Linked DNA regions of Homo sapiens: region 2 is linked to region 1. Evidence: chromatin loops called from intact Hi-C (ENCODE). Cell type or tissue: IMR-90. All regions are shown on one strand.

The links. A loop is a pair of places that touch in the nucleus more often than their neighbours do. Peaks named below come from ENCODE experiments on the same cell type or tissue, not always from the same donor. Only the 100,000 strongest peaks of a DNase experiment are listed, where the experiment ranks them.
Region 2: it touches region 1 in a loop (15-fold over the local background); 1 of 110 quality-filtered maps calls a loop at or near these places.

The regions. Positions count from the first base shown.
Region 1 is chr18:21,061,469-21,063,968 of GRCh38, forward strand. The region is part of intron 2 of ROCK1 (Rho associated coiled-coil containing protein kinase 1); the gene reads right to left. Among named protein-coding and RNA genes, the nearest start is that of ROCK1, 49 kb to the right of the region's middle. In IMR-90, no CTCF peak of the experiment used is centred here; no DNase peak of the experiment used is centred here.
Region 2 is chr18:21,759,031-21,761,530 of GRCh38, forward strand. The region is part of intron 1 of MIB1 (MIB E3 ubiquitin protein ligase 1); the gene reads left to right. Among named protein-coding and RNA genes, the nearest start is that of MIB1, 19 kb to the left of the region's middle. RefSeq lists an enhancer at 1-2,500. In IMR-90, no CTCF peak of the experiment used is centred here; a DNase peak (open chromatin) is centred at 1,481.

The sequences.
Region 1 (2,500 bases):
AACTATAGGAACAGAAAAAGAGATCAGTGTTTCCCAGGAGTGGGGGTGATGGAACTGTTCCGAATGGTATTGGGGTGTTGCAGACAAGACTATGTGTTTGTTAAGACCCACAGAACTATACACACTTTATGCAAATTTAAAAAATCAATTGGGATTCTGGGGGATCTCAGGATGGAATCCAGATTCTAACAAATGAATCTAAATGTATGACTAACAAGATGACATGCCCTCATTGAAGGTGGTGAGGGAAAAGAAGCTGAACTACGTAATGCTGGAAAACTGTTTTAGCTGGAAACTAAGGCTAAAGACAAAAAAGGAACTGTACAAAGATATTGTGTTCCAGTTGGTAAATCCATTTCTCACAGGGTGTATGGTTTATTTTACATGAATATTAGGGTTGAGTAAGTAAATACCAATAATGGGAGCCAGGTTTCTCATCATCAGAGAAAAAAAGTTACAAACAGGCAAGGGCAAAAGCTAGAATGAATCTTGTGATACTAGTTTAGAGCTGGTAATATCAGTCTAAACACGTTTAACATGTGTACAGGTATAGAATTATAGTTATGTGTATAGTCACAGGCTGGTATACATGCATACATATATTTCCTAGCTATGGCAGCTGAGAGGGCCTTGAAACAGTGATCACCAGTAGCAATAAGCACACCTAGCACCCAGATCTTGGTTTCTAAATATCATTCTCCAATAAAAGGAACCAGAGCTCCTTGGAAAAAATGGCTGATTTCAGGGCTGAGGGAAAATATAAGATGAGCCTGGAGCATCGTGTAATGCCAGAAAGTAAAGAAGTGTTCCTTTTTTTAAAAAAAGTAAGAACATGTCAAAGAACACAGGAGTAGGAGCTGGGTCCAACCTGAAGGAGCTCCCAAAAGGCAAAAATGAGAACAATTTAAGTAACAAAGTATTAGGTTGGTGCAAAAGCAATTGAGATTTTTGCTAAAAATAGTGGCAAAAACTGCAATTACTTTTGCACCAACCTAATAAATAACACACTACTGGATTACAACCCAAAGTATGAAATAAATATATGCAGTTTATATTATATAAATCAATGACTAAATTAATAAATGGGGGAGAAAAGGCAAATCTTCCCTACAGAATTCCAAATAATACGTGTAAAGTCTCCCCTCCAGGAGAGTATGGAAAGGGAATACGCTCCCCTCCACAGCGTTTGGAAAAAGAAAATGGTAACTTACTAGTGGAGAAGCTTGCCAGACACTACCTTAAACCAAATGATAAGCGTTAACATCACCAGTGATGTGCCTAGATTTATGATGGAGTTATGTTCCAATGAAACCCTCATAAAGCTGGAAATTTTAAAGTCAGAGACCACCTGGACTTTCTAGATCATCTCTAACAAGTCAGTATCCAACGTCTAATGCACTGAGCTCATATATAACAAGTACTTACTATGCTGTCAGGTTTGGCAGTAAAAACATAAATGCCCCTGCTCTCATGGCACTTAAAATCTAGTGACAGGAGAAGGAGAAAAAGGAGAATGGATACTGTCTTAGTCTGTTTTTTGCTGCTATAACAGAATACCACAGAATGGGTAATTTATAAAAGAAAAAAGGGCATCTGGCAAGGGTCATTCAATGGTAGACAAGTGGAAGAGTAAGAGCATACATGCACAAGAGCTCACTTTTATAACCCCTTCCCACAATAACAGCATTAATCCATTCATGGGGGTGGAACCCACATGACCTAATCACTTCTTAACGTCCCCACCTACTAGCACTGGCAATTAAACTTTAATGAGTTTTGGTGGGGGCATTCAAACCACAGCAGGTACCAATTAAATAGTCATACAAATAAATATAACCTGTGATAAGTATACAAGATGCCATAGAAGTACATGCTCAGAAGGTCAGATCCATGAAGCCTAGATAACCAAGAGGTTAGGGAACAAAAATGAAGGCTTATTTGAAATTTAAAGGATGACTGCTTTGAGTTGGGTGGGTTGGAAAGAATTCTAGAAAGAGAAAAACAACATCTGAAAAGTCTTATGGAGGTGTCATGGTACTTTCCAGGAAATAAATGTCAGCGTGTAGCTGATGTGTAAGGAAACAAGGAGGAGAGGTGTACAGTTAAGAATGTAATTTAGAAGCTTAGATAGCATCAAGTTTAGAAAATCCACCAAAAAGCTGGGAATGGAATTTGACTTAAATTTACTATTCAAAAAGAATCCTCTGGCAGCAACGTAGGTAACTGTACATAGGCAAAAGTAGATGTATTATTGAGACTGAATGGAAGATTTTTGTGATCATTTAAATGAAAATGAAGAAGCTTAAACAATAGTTGTGTTGGAAAAAGAGGGAAAGTCAAGCCTCTGTATGAAGACTGCCACTGTTCAGAAATCTGCACTTATCAGTCTTTTCTTTGGTTTATTATAACCAGACCATTTACCTATCTTTAGTTTTTTGGGAACTCCATCATTCTCCAAAGTTTCTCTAAAGATCTTCAATCACCTCAGCATGTTAATTCA
Region 2 (2,500 bases), 700 kb after region 1:
ATTACTAATAACATTTGAACACCCTTTGTAGTATTTCTCACTTGCATTCTTTCCCCTCCTCGCCTAAGGTAACCAGCTGTCACAAATTAGTTTTTATCATTCCCATGAGTTTCTTTATATTACACATTTGTCTATATCTGTAAATAATAGTATTGTTTCAACATTTTGTATTCTATACATATGTGTGTATATATATGTGTATATATATATATGTATATATATATTTTTTTGAGACGGAGTTTGGCTTTGTAGCCCAGGCTGGAGTGCAGTGGCGTGATCTCGGCTCACGGCAGCCTCCTCCTCCTGGGTTCAAGCGATTCTCCTGCCTCAGCCTCCCGAGTAGCTGGGACTACAGGTGCGCACCACTGGGCCCAGCTAATTTTTGTATTTTTAATAGAGACGGGGTTTCACCATGTTGGCCAGGCTGTTCTCGAATTCCTGACCTCTTGATCCGCCTGCCTCGGCCTCCTAAAGTGCTGGGATTACACTTGTGAGCCACCGTGCCTGGCCTTTGTATTCCATATTTAAAAAAATTCAGCATTATGGTGAAGGGTATGTCCATGTTGAATTGCGTGGCCGTTGAACATTCATTTTTGGTATTCCATTGTATCCCTAATATATGTATCCATTCTGTTGTTAATGAACAATTATGTTGTTTACTTTTTACTTTTGCTATTATACGAAGTGATAATTTAGAGATTTTTGTTCTGTTGAAGCACTTCATATGTATTTAACTGCTTGTAGTGAAAACTCTACTTTTCTCTTTCAGCCATCATTTCTACCCAGAAATTTAACATTTTACTTAAATCAGTGCTTTGTGAGTTTGAGCTATTTTCATTAGGTCTCTGAAGAATGTAGTTATTGATCTTAAGCAACATGTTTTACTATTTTCATAAAATTTTCCAACAAAAATACTTCAGCTATACAAATTCTCTAAGTTGTTAAACTCAGGCAAGATACCATTAAAACTTAGAGCAGATGGTCATTTGAGTATTAGTAGAATGGGTCAAAAGCTGTCATCAGGTGGTTCATTTAACGGCGGCAGATGTCTTCATAAAGCCTAGCAAAGGAAAAGGGCATTAACTCCTTAGGGTAATATGGTATTCTATAGAAAGGAAAAAAAAGAACTTAATGGATCCAGTTAAGGAATTAAATTTTATGAAATAAAAATTTTAAGGAAAAACTGTTGCCAGGGCTAATGGTTTTAGATGAAAATGAATTGGGTGGATGTAGTGAGGGAAACAAAAAAGCTACCACTGTACAGTAAGAGATTAGTAAAATGTTGGTCTTGTTTATTTAATGCCCTTTCTTCTGTTTTATGTTTTCTTTAAATACCAACTTTTGTTTTGAAGTCAATTAATTGTATTCTCATTAAAAATTCTGTAGTGCTCATTTTGGTAGTGGAATGGGTTGCTTTGTTTACATTTTTCAATTCTTAGTGTTAGTCTGTTTCACAGCTGTTCAGTAGCTTTGTTGGCATTTGAAGTGTGGGAACCAAGAAAGCATTTGGATGTGCTTTTGTGTGCATTAATGGTTTTCCTGAGGTATTCTTTAAAACCATGAATTATAGAATTTTTTTAACCAGTTGTCATGTGTGTTTAAATGGTTCCTTTTAAAGAAAGCCTGTACACAGATTATGAGCTCATGACTGTTATCATTGTATGTTGTGGAAAATGAACTTAGAAATGAAAAATATGTAAATGAGGCAGTGGTTGCAAACTGGACAGTTTTTTTCTGTTGAATGGGGTAGTTGGGATACATTTTCCCTACGTCTTTCATCAACCAAGTCACATTTGAAGAGCTGCACAGTCAGTTAATTCAGGATAAACTTCTAAGTGTGCAGTGAATACTGATTTGTTTAGTCTATTTTACTTTTTTGTGATGATGGAACTAAATCAGATTTATTTTAGACCTTGTTCAGAAACTTAGCCATTTTGTGGACATTTACTGTCATTGGTATTTGATATTAATTGTGGTATTTTTTGTCGGCTTTCCTGTGCTAAGACAGATACAGTTATTAGAATCTGATTTCAGGTGTTTGGCAATGAGGTTGCTTTAAATCAATATGTAATCAATTCCATATAATGTCCATTTTGGAAAAATAATTTTATAATTATTTCTATATTATTGCTTCTAACACAAATACCAAAAGTTTACAAAATTAGTTGCAAAACTATTCTCGGTCACACAAAGTGGTTTTTTTTTTTTTTAAGGTAAATTGTGAAACCCATAAACAAAAAGATTTTGAAGAACTGTCATAATTGTCTGGTGCAGGGCTATTAAACTGAATATTAAATTTTCATGAAACTGCCATTTGTAAAGAGAAGTGCCAACAGTAACAATCCATTTAATTAGTTTTTTAAAATTCACACTTTAATACTGAAATACAGGTATACCTCTGTTTTATATAGGCATTATACACAGTTCTATTCCTGGAAGACCAAATGTATATTTAAAATGGAGGAGAGGCATGCCGGATGTTATTTTTCAAAGATGGCCA